Regions from separate parts of the Homo sapiens genome. Here region 2 is linked to region 1. A link is an interaction called in ENCODE POLR2A ChIA-PET data of the cell type or tissue named here. Cell type or tissue: B cell. All regions are shown on one strand.

What was found. Peaks named below come from ENCODE experiments on the same cell type or tissue, not always from the same donor. Only the 100,000 strongest peaks of a DNase experiment are listed, where the experiment ranks them.
Region 2: POLR2A ChIA-PET joins it to region 1 with 6 read pairs; 2 of 35 experiments call an interaction of 5 or more read pairs at or near these places.

The regions. Positions count from the first base shown.
Region 1 is chr15:56,798,173-56,806,172 of GRCh38, reverse strand. No RefSeq gene overlaps it. Among named protein-coding and RNA genes, the nearest start is that of ZNF280D, 69 kb to the right of the region's middle. In B cell, no CTCF peak of the experiment used is centred here; a DNase peak (open chromatin) is centred at 22; H3K4me3 peaks cover 1,994 bases; H3K27ac peaks cover 1,240 bases.
Region 2 is chr15:57,277,691-57,285,690 of GRCh38, reverse strand. TCF12 (transcription factor 12) reads right to left here. Exons shown (of 21, transcript NM_207037.2): 20 at 3,093-3,246. The coding sequence ends at 3,104. SNORD13D (small nucleolar RNA, C/D box 13D) reads left to right here and starts at 7,034; the gene lies at 7,034-7,124. RefSeq lists an enhancer at 853-912. In B cell, a CTCF peak has its summit at 911; DNase peaks (open chromatin) are centred at 960, 1,682, 3,240 and 4,130; H3K4me3 peaks cover 4,242 bases; H3K27ac peaks cover 7,286 bases.

The DNA of each region.
Region 1 (8,000 bases):
CCACTTATCTGTGGTTTCACTTTCTGTGGTTTCAGTTACCCACAATCAATTGTGATCTGAAAATATTAAATAGAAAATACCAGAAATAAATAATTCCTATGTTTTTTATAGCATTCTATCCTGAGTTTTGTGATGAAATCTCACACTGCTCTGCTCCATGCTGCCTGGGACATGACTCATCCCTTTGTTCGGTGTATTCACGCCGAATATGCTGCCTGCCCATTAGTCATTTAGTAGCTTTTTGATAATGAGATCAACTGTCGTGGTATCACAGTGCTTGCGTTCAAGTAACCCTTATTTTACTTACTAATGGCCCTAAAGTGCAAGAGTGGTGATGATGGTGGATATGCCAAAGAGGATCCATAAAATGCTTTCTTTAAGTGAAAAAGTGTAAGTTCTCCACTTAAAAAAGAAAAAAAATTACATACCGAGATTACTAAGATCTACAGTAAGAATGAATCCTCCCTCTGTGAAATTGTGAAGAAGGAAAAAGAAATTCATGCATAGTACACTTGCATGTTTAGTACTATCTGTGTCTTCAGGCATCCACTGGGGGTTTTAGAACGTATCCCCCACGGTAAGGGGGATACCGCATTTTTCTAGGTGTCTCTAATTGTGCTGTCACAGCTCTTTCCAAGTCTAGACTCATGAAATATATATATTTTGTTCAACTATTATTGAAAACAACTAAGTATTGTTCCACTAAGAATATAATAAATTTTGTTGTATTTATGAAACTTCCATTAGAGCAACAACATTGTTAGTTTAGCCTTCCCATACATTTCTGTTTTTTTCTCTGGAGTGAAGATAGAACAGCAAGGGAAAAAAAAACTGATGCAGTAATATGACCTCTTAAAACTGAAATTCATCTAAAATGGTCTTTTGACCATGATGGACTGCGTAAGTTGTAATACAACAAAATCATTTCAAAATCTTTTTTCCAATAGCTGCACGTGTATATTATTTGATCCAACACTGAAACGAAATTGCAAACATTTTAACAGCTTCTTTGTTGCAGCTCTGAATCAGAAGGGGAAACTTGCCAGAAATCCTGGTTTTTTTTTCCCCAAATCATTCCATCCACTTCTAAATTAATGCATTGGTTGTATTCTGCCCCCTTTGGTTGAATTACATTAAAGACAAATTTATTCTTTAATCTTCTACAATAAAAAGATGTTAATTCCACTATTTAATTTATTTTCTAGATAAAATAATATGTGTTTCTGATACATCTGTTTTTAAATTTTCCCATTTTTATAAGTTGCTTGGATGTGACCAGGAAAATTCCTCCTACGATGGCTTTAAAATAAATTTTATTAACCTATTTTCATTTTGTGAGTGAACCAGTGATATTTACTATGACTTTCTTCTTCCTTTCAAGTATAATTCAAGTTGTTATTTGATAGTGTGTTGTTAACTGAAACTTATGGAGAGTTTCTTACATGTAACTTAGAGTTAAGTGAGAGAGACAGACATTTATGAAATAATCTCACAAATATTTTTATAAGTACCAAAATTGAATCCTTCCTGGACTTTCAGAGTGAATATTAAGGGGATTTTGTCTGTTTAAGGGGTCACGAAAGGAATTTGAGCTGAGAGTTAAAGCATAAGTAAGACAAAATGCATAATATTGGGTGTGTGGGAGGCCAGGAAGGTTTCAGGAAGAGGGAAGGGCATGAACAAAAGTTAAACATAGGCCTCTGTGGCTAGAGCTCAGGCAGCAAATGCAAATGTGCTTCAAGCTATATTAAGAACTTTGCCTTTATTCTACGTGCAATAATACATTAGCTTGGATGAATAATAGCTAAGAACCTTTCGGTTGCCAGTAATAGAAAATTCAATCCAGCCTTTCTTCATAAAATAAAGAAAGGCAGAAAAAGAACCATTGGCTTATGTTATGGTGAAGTCCAGAGTTCAGATCCCACTCTAAGGACAAGTTTTATTCATAGGGTGATGATCTTTTCCTGCCCCAGTTCTGGCTCTTTTGGATCCCATGACTCTACCCTTATCCTTAATCTTCAGTCTGGCTCCTACCATGGTCCCAAGAACTAGTCAATCTTTCTGATTGGATTTGCTTAAATCATATGCCCACTCTGAAGCCATTCTTTGGCTAGGGGAATGCTGTGCTCTACATGGTTTAGGTATGGGTTAAGTGCCCTCCCCTAACATTATCTCTGTGGCTAGGGAAGCCAATTAGGGAATCCATAACTCTGGAGCTGGAGATGGGGGTAATCCCACTCAAACCACCTTGGGGAGAGGTGGTTTCCTAAAATAAACTTAGGGTGTTACTGTCATAAGGAGGATAGAAATTTTCTGGACAGACATGATCAGATATCCAACATACTTTGGAGATTTTTAAGGAGATTGAGAAAGGAAAAAATAACATAAACAGATCTGCATTAATGACAACAACAAAGCAAGATGGGCTTTGGAGTAGAAAATGGTCTGAAACGGCTTGGAGTGGATCAAGACTGCATGCAGGGAAGAACAGTTAGTGGGTTAGAGTAGTAATCCAGTGTGATGATAGCCTGGACAGAGGAAATCACAGAAGAATTGGGAATAAGCAGAGAGATTTAAGAGACATGTGGAAGATGAAATGGATGCAACTCAGTGACTCACTGGATTTGAAGGAAATGAAGACCAAGAAGTTATTAAAGATAACCCCTCGGTTTCTGTCTTACACATAAATTGGATAAATGGCCGTGACATTATACTGATAAGAAGTACTAAAAGAATACCAGGTTTGGGAGTTATGGTCTCAGTTTCAGATAAATTTTAGTTCCTTTTGGAACCAGCCAGAAGACACTTACATTGTTTGGGTTTACTCAGGTACATGTATGAAAGGATTTGGAACAAATCACCTTTCATGCTTGGCTAAATTTCCCTAAATCTTCTCCTTTCAGAAAAAAATAGCTTACCACTCTACATAACCTCCAGGAATAAGTGTTGACATTTCTCCCATAATTTTTTTATGCATTGCATAAAGAGAAAAGAAATAATCTCTTTTCTTTCTGAAATCCCCTTCAGCTGGATACACTCTAATCTCTATTAACACAATCCTCTAGTGTACAAGGGACCCTGCTGCAGGCTCCTAGACATCTAGCACATGATGCAATGGGAGACACAAAGACACACACTCATGGCTTCTATTGATGTTCATGTTCTTTTCTTTCTCTTTTTCTCTTTCTTTTCCTTCCTTCCTTCCTTCTTTCCTTCCTTCATTCCTTTCTCTCTTTTTCTTTCTTGATCCCACTCTCTCACCCAGGCTGGAATGCAGTGGCTCAGTTATGGCTCTCTGCACCCTCGAACTCCTGGGCTCAAGTGATCCTCCTGCATCAGCCTCCTGAGTAGCTAGGACTACAGGCACACTCCATCACACCGGGCTAATTTCAAAAGTCTTTTGTAGATCAAGGGTCTCACTATGTTGTCCAGGCTGGTCTCAAACTCCTGGTCTCAGGTGATCTTCCAGCCTCAGCTTCCCAAAATGTTGGGTTTACAGGTACTATTGATGTTCTAATATGCTTTAAGAACTGAGGTGCTGGTGAGGTGTTTGCAGGGGAAGGGCTTCAATTTTAAAACGTACTCCTGTCAGTTTTAGAGTTAGTTCTTCAAGTTTTGCATATAGTATCTTGTTTGGTTGCAAGTGGTAAAAACCCAATTCAAAAAAACTGAAAATTAAAAGGGAATTTATTGGCTCTTATTAAAAAGAAATACAAGGTGATGGTGGCTTGGAGAAGTCTAGAGACATAAAACATTGCTAGATCTTCCTGTCTCTCTCCAGGCTGTATTTTCGTATGTGATTCTTTCAACCACATCTACTGAAGACAGATGACTTTTTGTGGTTTGGTAGGAATGAGATGTGAGGGGTGGGCTAACAAATTCACACTTACATTAACACAGCTTGGCAAACTCAGGAGATTAAAAGAGCTTTCCTCTCCATAGCCCCTTTATAAAACTCAAGGGCAGAAGTTTTATCTTGGTAGGTCATGTGCCAAACCCCAGGAAGATAAGGAATTATGATTGACCAGTTGTGGGGGCTATATAGCTTCTTGGGGGCAGGGATAGAAACCTAGGAATCAAAGGACAAGTAGTTTTCCAAAGGACATGTGCATGTTTGTGGGGAAAGGAAGTGAGGAGAAGGGACACAGTAACCATAAGAAGATAGAAAGGGATGCTTAGTACAAAAATAATAAAAATAATAATTTGTCCTTCTAATTACAAGGTATGAAAATTTCTTCAAGTGTTTGCTCCATGGAGGGGAAAAAGACTTTTTCATAGCTAAGACTTGCCAAGTAGTTCTAAACCCAGGTAAATCCACATCTACCATTAAAATACTCCTCCCATTTCTTCATTAGACAAATATTAACTGAGTGTCTACTTTGTGCAAAGCTTTACTTTAGTTGCAATACGGGAAGCAAAATATAGTGCCTCCCAAGTTATAGTTTAGTGTCTAGGAAGAGAAATTCTCAAACTCAAGTAAGTGGGATTGGGAATGCTGGTGTTCACTATTGTTAGGGTACATATAAAGCTATAGAATGAAAGAATCTCATGGAAATAAAAGGAGCTGTAATAGGGCACAGTCTTATCAAGATTAGGATAGAGGGTTGTTCTGCATCCAAAGAGTGATACCTCTGGGCAGGAATTTTTTGTATCTTCTCTTTAGCGTTTCACCAAATATGTGGTTCAAATAGAGATGACATATCTGTTTCTCTTGGTCCAGCTAAAAAAGGTTTTTTAAAAATACATATATACCAGAGAGGATGCCTGTTTGGCTTTACTAATAACCATTGTGACATCTGAGCAGTGTGTTAAGTTGGTTTCCCACAGAACCCAAGTTGGAGGCAAGGATTTAAGAGCTGGTAGTTAATTTGGGAGATAATTTCTGGAAGCACTTTTAAGGGAGTGGGAAATTGAGACAAGGAAGGTAAGGAAGCTCATTACTGAGCTACTGCTGTAGGCAACTGGATTTTTGTCCCATTGGGGGACTCTGGGAGACAGTGTAGAATATTTCTCAGAGTTATCCCAGTTGAGAGGCAAAGAAGTTGGATATTTCCCCTCCAACTCTCATCTGTCAGTGGCTGAAAGCTAATTTCAGGGGCATTAATGTCCATGTCCATCTAGTATGTCCATTTTCTCAAGTGGTAAGTGGCAGGTGCTTACAGCAAGATGCTGTCAGCGTAAACTGGATCAGGGAGTATGGGAGGGGACACAGGCAGGGAACCAACAGCATCTGTTATAGGGAAAACCCTATTCCTGTCAAATCATAGGTTGACAGCCTTTGGGTCAGTGTCTAATCAGCTTTGGCTCTTGTAGGAATTGTACTTATGTGGTATTAAACAGAATCTAAGACTCCCTTTTCAGGAGGACTGTGAACCATGGCAGGAACTGTTGATTAACATGTCTAATACAAGGTGATAGAAATATGAAGATAGTGGCCGGGCGCTGTGCCTCACGCCTATAATCCCAGCACTTTGGGACGCTGAGGTGGATGGATCACCTAACATTAGGAGTTCAAGACCAGCCTGGCCAACATGGCGAAACCGTGTCTCTACTAAAAATTCAAAAATTAGCCAGGTGTGGTGGCACATGCCTGTAATCCCAGCTACTTGGGAGGCTGAGGCAGGAGAATTGCTTGAACCCAGGAGGCAGTGGTTGCAGTGAGCCTAGATTGCACCACTGCACTCCAGCCTGGGCAACACAGTGAGAACCTGTCTTGAAAAAAATGTTTGTCATGAAGGCCTGAAAACAGCAATATCCCAATAGCAATGAGCACATTTAGCATCAAGATCTTGTTTTTTTTTTTTTTTCCTTCATTAAAAGCAACAAGGCAGAGTCGAGGCAGGAAAATTACAAGATGAGCCTGGAATATCTTGTTGTTGTGTCAGAAAGTAAGGACATGCTCAAAGAAAGATGAGGGTGTTAAAAAAAATAGAAAAGCCAGATTTTGGAGGCTCTCCCTGGCCAAAATTTGGGAGTTTGGTCATCAAAATAAATAACAACATGGATTATAAAATTGAATTAAATATGAATTTATGAAACTATACTGATATAAATAAATAAGTAAATGTAGAGAGGGTAAAGATTTTCCTTACAACTAGTAAATGTAGAAGGAATGATAGAATTAGAAAATCATTATTTGACAACCACCATAGAGATAATTAATTCAGAAAAAAATCAATAAATACTACAACTAATGGATAAAATTTGAAGAATGGAATAAATTACCTCTTAATAAACTCTTATTAATTAGAAAGTTTAAAAAGTATAAATTTACAGTGGAAAAGCTTGGCAGACACCACCTCAATCAAATGTAACTCAAGATTCATTGAGAGGAGTTTTCTTTTCTTTTTTTTAGAGACAGAGTCTTGCTCTATTGCCCAGGCTGGAGTGCAGTAGTATGATCATGACTCACAACTCATTGCAGCCTCAGCCTCCTGAGGAGCTAGGACTACAGGTTCACACCACCATGCCTGGCTAATTTTTTTTCATTTTTTGGTAGAGACAGAGTCTCACCATGTTGGCCAGGCTGGTCTCAAACTCCTGGCCTCAAGTGATCTACCCACCTCAGTCTCCCAAAGTGCTGGGATTACAGGCGTGAGCCACCGTGCCAGCTATTGAGGGGAGTTTTCTAAAACAAAAGGAGTCTCTCCAAAGCAATAACCTCTTTACCTCCAAGGATTAAAATTTCAGCCACCCTCTGTTTACTACCTCCCATATCTTCCCTCACTATCTCCTCCTCAAATGACCCTTTTAACCAAGCTCCCCATTAAAAATAAAAATGAGATAATTCCACTCTGAGTCTTAAAAGACCTCTTTTATTTTCATAACTGCTTCCTTTTCACAAACATTTCAAAATATTTTGAATGGAAATTTTGATTAATTATTGTTTCTTGCTTAAGTTATGGCTGTGTTATTTACAGTGAGAATTGTGACCATAATACACAAAGTACTGGTGAGTTTCAAAGTAGGAAAGTTGCTGGTAAAAGTCTTGCAGGAATTGATACACTGTTTTGACAGTTTACTCACTGTAGTGGATTTTAAAGGGCCACAGACTCTTTGAGCTTTTCCATCAAAATGTATAGTCTATATCCTCATCTCTTGTGACTTTGGCCAATGGAATATGAAGTGACATTGTGGCTTCCTAGCTGAGGCCTCAGAAGTCAAGAAGCTTCTGCTTTTGTCCCCCCGGAATCCAGCTACTATGGGAGAAATCCAGAGCGCCCTTACCACAGAGGCCGTGTAAAGGCAAACCGAAGCATGCAGCCAACAGCTTCAGTCAACCACCAGACACGTGAGTGGAACCATTCAGGACCAGTCAGCCCTCGGTCACCTTGCCAACTGACTGCAAACACATATGCCAATCCAGTCAATCATGGAGAGCAGATATGAGTCAACCCCACTGAGAGTCCTGCTGAAAATATCAACCCATAGAATTAGGAGGCTTAATAAACCAGGAGTTAACCAACTAGAGCTTGTGGGCCAAAACTGGCCCACTGTCATATAAAAAAGGTGTTTAATTTTAATTAAAATTATTTTTAGAGAGTATCTCACTCTGTTGCCCAGGCTGGAGTGCAGTGGCATGATCATAGCTCACTGCAGCCTCAAATTCTTGGGCTTTAGTGATCCTCCTGTCTCAGCCTCCCAAGTAGCTAGGACTATAGGTGCTCTCCATCATGCCCAGCTAATTTTTATTTTACTTTTTGTAGATATGGGGTCTTGCTATATTGCCAAGGCTGGTCTTGAACACCCGGCATCCCAAAGCACTGGGATTATAGGTGTGAGGCACTGCACTTGACCATACTGCCTCTTTTTGTAAATATAATTTTATCGGAACATAGCCACATCCATTTGTTTACATATTGTCTATGGCTGCATTTGAGTTACACTGGAGTTGAGTAGTTGTAACAGAGATTGCATGGTGCACCAAATTTTAACATACCTACTATTTGGCCTTTTGCAGAAAAAGTTTCCCAACCTTTATTTTAAGCCATTAAGTGTTG
Region 2 (8,000 bases), 480 kb before region 1:
TTTAATAACACTCAAGTTGGCAATAACTGAGCTCTGAGGTGCTACTCATTCATTCCTCAGTAGTGAGACAATGGTAAAGCCCTCAATTTGCTGCTGCCTCCACTCAACCACAGTGTTAATAGTTTACATTTATTTCATCTAAACTGAGAGCACCTGAGGTCAGAGGCTACCTTGCATTCATTTTCATATTGGTCCCAGTTCCTGGTCCACAGTAGGTCCTCAACAAATGTTTGCTATTTATTAAGAATATTTTACTCTATTAGTACAAATTCTATACATACTTATGTTCCCAATATAATATATATAGCAGTAACTCTGAAATTTTCTACTTTAAATTTTTAATAAAATAGTTTTAGATAGAATCATAACTTTTACTTCCTTATTAAACAATAACCACAGTATTGTTTAGGTACACAGCAATGCTCTTAGGGACGGAAAACTAAGATATTCAAAGCTACTTGGCCTACATTACAGGATGGCAAATTTTTGTACGTTTATAACCAGTCATTCTGTGGTCATGTCTTAGCCATTTTGATTCTAGTAGCATTGTTCCTGCTGCCCTGTCTCTTGCTACTTTTAATCTGCTATCCAATTTATGAAACCAGATAACTATCTTTATGAAATTAGCAACCTTAACACATATTCTAAGATGACAAACACTAGCCTATACAATCTATGGAACAAAGTGCATTCACTACATGTCTCATATCTTGATGCCTTTTTAAACTTAAAAGAATTCTTGATCCTTTTTTGATAGGTGGGAATGCCCAAAGTTTAATTTTAACCTAAGTGGGAAAATTTCCACATTATAAAGAGATAAAGGTAGAGCTATGAGAGCAGTATGAAATAGAGAAGTAGTAAAAGCACAGGAAGTAAACAGAAGGAAACGAGATGAGAATAAGAAGACAAAGTTGAACGAGTAAGAGAGACTGAGAAGAAAACAAGAGGAAATGGGTAGAACTAACTAGAGCGAGACAAGAAAAATAAGACACAGGCTCCAAGAGAAGTGTTAGGGCAGAATGCCTAGTGCTCTTTTTCACAGCTTGGTGGTTATCTGGGACCTGAGCATAAGTTACCTCTCCCATCACTCTTCTTTGAAATAATCTATCAGTTTAGAAAGTCTCTTTTGCACTGAGAAATAGTGGCATGGTTTTATTTTAAAACTTCAAAGTTAATTTTTTGGCCGGGCTCAGCGGCTCACGCCTGTAACGCCAGCACTTGGGGAAGCCGAGGTGGTCGGATCGCTTGAGGTCAGGAGTTTGAGACCAGGCTGGGCAGCCTGGCGAAACGCTGTCTCTACTAAAAATACAAAAAAATTAGCTGGGCGTGGTGGTGTATGTCTGTAATCCCAGCTACTCAGGAGGCTGAGGTGGAAGAATTGCTCAAACCCAGGAGGCGGGAGTTGGAGTGAGCCGAGATGATCACACCATTGCACTCCAGCTCAGGCGACAGAGTCAAACTCCATCTCAAAACAAACAAACAAACAACAACAACAACAAAAAAATCCCAGAACAAACAAAAAAACTTCAAAGTTTATTTTTGAAGCAAAAATACTTACTGTTTCATAGTAGTCTATATTTTCTACAGAGTATGAAACAATGATCTAGGTTTTAGAGGATCTGTAAACTAGCTCTTGCCTAAAGTCCCTGACATGTACAATCTGTTAGATTGCTGGATACTTTTTGTGGGGGAGGTAGTTTGAGGTTTTCTCCAGTGTGCTAATGTTACAGTTATAACTGACTTACGAAATAACTGCCTTAACTCTTCTTTTCTTTTACCCTAAATGAAATCTTCTTTGTGGTCTGGTTTGACCCTATATGTAGTCTCATTTGACCCTATATGTAGTCTCATTTGACCCTATATATGTAGTGGCGGTAGGAACTAAAACCCTCAGGAAAAGGTGAGTTACTAATATTTGTAGTTTATCTATCAAACAATCTATCAAATTCCAGACTTTCAGTTCAAAATGAGACAGCCACGAAACTGACCAAATGAAACTGCACTTGATATTTTTTTCTGTTCCACACCCCGCACTCATCTGCCTTTACTTACTACCTTTAATCTGTTGATAAAATTGGGAAAAAAACTACATACTGCTGAAAGCAGATTATAAAAATGAAGTTACCAGCTGGGCGAGGTGGCTCATGCCTGTAATCCTAGCACTTTGGGAGGCTGAGGCGGGTGGATCACCTGAGGTTAGGAGTTCGAGACCAGCCTGGCCAACATCGTGAAATCCCATCTCTACTAAAAATACAAAAATTAGCCGGGCATGGTGGTGCACACCTGTAATCCCAGCTAGTCTACTCGGGAGGCTGAGGCAGGAGAATTGCTGGAACCTGGGAAGCAGAGACTGCAGTTAGCTGAGATCGTGCCACTGCACTCCAGCCTGGGCAACAGAGCGAGACTCTGTCTTGAGGAAAAAAAAAAAAAATCACAAGGAACTGAATTATGTTTAGTCCATGAAAAGGAAGATATAAAGAACAGTCTTTGAACAAGTAAAATTCCACCAGAGAGAAGGGCATTCTGGCTCTAACATATATAATAACTTCCCATTCATTAATAGATTCTAGAGGGTGTTAACTGATGTGCTTGCAAGTGGGGAAGAAGCATCATATCATAAACTTGCATTATTGATCCAAATACAAGTGATAACTTTTTCATGTATAAAGGCTTCATGACAAAAAGCTAGATAATTGGCAGAAAACTGGTTGATGATATAGTCAGCATTTCTGAATAAAGAAATGAAGAACATGAGTGGTAACAAGAGCGTTTTCTGACGGTTGAGTCATTGTACTATTTCTTCTTGGATCAGGAAGATACTCATGTAAGAGAGTACACATGATGACTCCGAACAGAAGAACCAAAGTCACAAGATACTGCCACACTTTGAAGAAAATGGCAATTTGCTATAAAATGACACTGGCTCTCTAAGTCTGATAATGTAACAGAAAGACAAACTGTTATATTTCAAATTACATGTGACCTTTACAATGGCCACTGCTCACTAGAGAATTCTGTTCAAAGATTCTAACCCAGTTTAAGATGAATCTTAAGGTTATTTCCTTGCTGTTTCTTTTCAAACCCGTACTTACCTGGCTGATGTTTACATATGACCCATAGGGTTGGTAGTTTCACTAAGCCCAGGATGGGTTCCTGGCAGTGTGGTTGGCGGCTCTGCCGATACGGCAGAAACTTTTTCTTCTTCCCTTCTCTTAAGGCAGGCTGCTTTGGGGTTAAGGTTCCTCTCTAAAACAGGGGGAAAGAATTTTTATCACTATGGTTTTAAGTTATGAATTAGGTCTCAAGCTGAACAAATTGCTGTTGTTTTGTGTAACTTCATTCCCATACTAAGTACCATCACATAGAAGAAACAATGTGCTCACATAAAACCTCAGCATTGAACTGAGCCTCCAGATTTATACTTCTAAGTGACCATCTTGTGTTTTCTTCATTTTTTGCTTATGATTTAGTTTTCTAGGGTTTGATTTGATTTAAATCAAAATGCTACTCTTCACTCAAACATTTTGGCAAATGCTGTTGTTATTAGGCTACCAAGTCTCTTCAATGTCCTACTAAGACACGGTACACTGAATTGACATGAATGCTGACATCTTGTACTTAGAGAGAGACACCTGTGCTTTATCTAAAATGTTACCAGTTCAGAAAAGGATAAAGTAAGAGATATCCTCAGCTATTCCTCTAAAGCAGTGGTCCCCAACCTTTTTGGCACCAGGGACTGGTTTCGTGGAAGACAATTTTTCCATGAACTGGGTGCGGGGGGCTGGGGGGAAGGGGGCAGGGATGGTTTCAGGATGATTTCAGCACATTACATTTATTGTGCACTGTATTTCTATTATTATTACATTGTACTATAAAATGAAATAATTATACAACTCACCATTAAGTCAGTGGGAGCCCTGAGCCTGTTTTCATGAAACTAGATGGTCCCATCTGGGGGTGATGGGACAGAATGACACATCAGGCATTAGATTCTCATAAGGAGCAAGCAACCTAGATCCCAGATCCCTTGCATATGTAGTTCACAATAGGGTTCATGCTCCTATGAGAATCTAATGCTGCCGCTGATCTGACAGGATGTGGAGATGCAAATGATGGGGAGTGTCGGTAAATACAGATGAAGCTTTGCTGGATTGCTCTCTGCTCACCTCCTGCGGTGCAGCCAGCCCGTTCGTTCGTAACAGGCCACTGGTACTGGTCCGTGGCCCAGGGGTTGGGGACCCCTCTTCTATAGGAAATGTGCCAATTCGAGGGAGAAGGATAGATAGGTGGAGCACATCTTACTTTTCTACTTTGATATGTATGTGAAACAAGATGAATGAGTTGGTCTTTCTATTGCTGGAGGTGTTATTAAAAGGGTGGTAAAAACCTCTGCTGCTTCTTATAAAAGATAGCAAACAAGACTGCGTGGGATCTGTGACACGGGCATTTTCAAAAGAGGTTAAAGAATAAGCTGAGAGGTACAAGGATCGCTTGAGCCCAAGAGTTGTCAAGGCTGCAGTGATCGTGCCACTGCACTCTAGCCTGGATGACAGAGCAAGACCCTGTCTCAAAAAAAAAAAAAAAAAGAATAGGGTGCTACTGTGAGAAATAAAGGGAAAGAATATCCATCAGATCAAAAACCCACTGGATCAAAATCTACTTACACACTACTTACTATTCCTGTTGGATTTTTTAAAAAATGAGTTTTAAGCCCAAGATATCCATAGCTTCTGATATAGCTTTTCATTTGATTATAACATATAGTATAGGTTAACAGTTGTTCCACATATTTTTATAAATGGATTAAAAATGCCCTAATGAATATAATATAAAGGGATCATTTGTAATTAGTCTAGAATGAAAATAGTATTTTTTAGAAGTTGTAATATTTTATGTCAGATTTTCTTGAAATGAGGGCATAGCCGATATACCATTAGTACAGCTCCCCTTTTTCCATGTCCCCACCCCACCCCCAACCATTTTTTCAGAGATGGGGTCTCACTACGTTGCCCAGACTTGCCTTGAACTCCTGGGCTGAAAGGATCCTCCCACCTCAGCCTGTCAAAAAGCTGGGACTACCAGCAAGTGCCACTGTGCCGGATTCCCCTTTAAAGTAGGTAAAAGTGTATCTGGATGTATAAATTTCAATACACATTTACAGTTCACATCCAAGTTTTTAAAAAGTAAACAAAAATCTTCATTATGGTAAACTTAGCTGACTCCTGACTATCAGTGATGCATACTAATAAAATTTCATTTTAGAGTTCTAATTTTCTAAGCCCCTGTATTTAGAAAGACATAGAGCCTATACAACTATAAGGAGGATGAATGAAGGAAGAAAGATACACTCTTAGTTAATTTATTAGGGTAACTAGCAGGAAAAAATAGTATGTTCATCATTATGCAAAAAATATTAAGAGCTGCTTTCTTAATAAGTAGTTGTGCACCTCTAACAAATAAGAGTTCGTCCTTCATCAGTTTGTTTTTTATAAGAGACTGTGGGCTGGGCGTGGTGGCTCATGCCTATAATCCCAGCACTTTGGGAGGCCGAAACAGGCGGATCACCTGAGGTCAAGAGTTTGAGACTAGCCTGCATGGTGAAACCCGATCTCTACTAAAAATACAAAAAGTGAGCCAGGCGTGGTGGCGGGTGCCTATAATCTCAGCTACTCGGGAGGCTGAGACAGGAGAATCACTTGAACTGGGGAGACGGAGTCTGCAGTGAGCCGAAATCGCGCCACTGCACTCCAGCCTGGGCGACAAGAAGAGCAAAACTCTGTCTCCAAAAAAAAAAAAAAAAAAAAAAGTGAGACTGTGGAGGTTAAAGTCTCATATAATGACCCGAGAGACTGAGAAGATGGCATGGATTAGCATGTAAAACTTAAAGAGGAGAATGTGAGATGTGAAAATTTTCCAACTGAAAAAAGGCTCACATTTCTCTTTATAATGGAAAATTGCTCTTAGCCAACTATGACTCTATCACACCAGGATCTAGGAGACATGATGAGAAATGCTTGGAAGGATCAGCACCAAAAACTCAGTAAATTAGGCAAGATCTTTCAGGTTCCTATATTCAGACAAAGAACACTTCTGGCAGGAAGAACAATACTATGGCAGACTCTAGGAAATGTGAAATAAATACACAACTTTGATTCAAAAAAGACTAAGGCTACTCTTTCATACCTCTTGGTGTGTGACACAGACCACGGCAAATGTGTGCTAAGTAGCCAGAAAGATCTGGTACTTCTCATTACCTGCAGGGCATGAGAAGTATGTCTTCCCATATTTCAATTAGGGGAATTCTATCTATTGACTTCTTATGTAGTTGAGGACTTGACTCTCTTATAACATCAACTTTGCAACATGTTTATAGCAAAATTTTTGGCTAACTCACTAGTCACTTCTTACATTATTATGACTAGGAAAATATTTATGTTATTATGACTATATGGAGATAGCTGCTGAGGTTAAGAATTTTACAGTAGCCTGGGCAACAAAGTGAGACCCTGTCTCTACAAAAATTTAAAAATTAGCCAGGTGTGCTGGTACCCACCTGTAGTCCCAGCTACTGAGGGGGCTGAGGTAGGAGGATCACTTGAGCCTGGGAGGCTGAGACTGCAGTGAGCCATGATTGTGCCACTGCACTCCAACCTAGGCAACAGAGCAAAACCCTGAGGAAGAAAGAAAAGGAAAGGAAAGAAAAGAAAATACAAGACAAGAAAAGAAAGGAAAGGAGAAAAAAAAAAAAGGAAGGAAGGAAGACAGGAGGAAAGAACAAAAAAGAAACAAAGACAGAAATAAAGAATAAGACAAAAAGAAAGAAAGAAAAACAAAGAAAAAAGGAGGAAAGAGAGAAAGAGAAAGAAAGAAAAAGAAAAGGAGAGACAGGGACGGAGAGAGAGAGGGAGGGAGAGAGAGGTAGGGAGAGAGAGGGAGAGAGAGGGAGGGAGGGAGAGAGAGGGGAGGGAGGGAGAGGGAGGGAGGGAGGGAGAGAGAGGGAGAGGGAGGAAAGGTTTGATCCTTTTGTAGTTCATGAGCATGATGATTGGGTGTTCACGAGTGTGTGTGAGATGTGCCACCCTCCAACCTTGTTATGACCTCAGCACATTACCCATCTGACCTCAACTTGGAAAAGAAAAAAAATTTTTTTTTTTACAGTGATTGCTCCCTTGCTCATATAACTGTTTATTTTTCCTATAGTTAATAGCTACTTGTTTTTTCATTTGTTAGTAATGCAAATTCCGTCTCCCTAACCCCACCACTGAATGCTCCAAGAGATCTAACAAATGCCTATCAATATATTTTCCTAAAATCTTGAACACATCATCAATTAATTCCATTTTCTTTCCTTGGAAACCTTTCTTCTGCAGCTAATAGTATTCAATTTTCAATGGACTAGTTGCTCTCTAGGCCCAGTAGCTCTTGTCATGGGATTTATTTTTGCTGTTTTTCTATGTTAAATCCTTTGTTTCCTGGATTCTATAACATTTGTCTTTGTTGATTATGCACTTATTTGGTTAAAGCATATGTTCCAGATGCTTTCTGAAAAAATATACACGAGCCAGGTGTGGTGGCTAATGCCTGCAGTTCCAGCTACCTGGGAGGCTGAGGTGGGAGGATCGTTTGTGCTAGGAGTTTGAGACCACCCTGGGCAATACAGTGAAACCCTGTCTCTATTTTTTAAAAGGATGTATATGGAAGGTAAATTTTTAAAGGATTTGCATATCTGATATATCTTTTTTTTTTTCTTTGAGACAGGTTCTCACTCTGCTGCCCAGACTGGAGTGTGGTGCTACAACCATAGCTCACTGCAGCCTCAATCTTCTAGGGCTCAAGTGATCCTCCCACCTCAGCCTCCCAAGTAGCTGGTACTTCAGGTATGAGCCAAGACATCCAGCTAATTTTTAAATTTTTTTTAGAGATGCGGCCTAACTGTTGCTCAGGCTGGTCTCAAGTCATCTCCTGGGCTCAAGGGATCCTCCTGCCTTGGCCTCCCACTG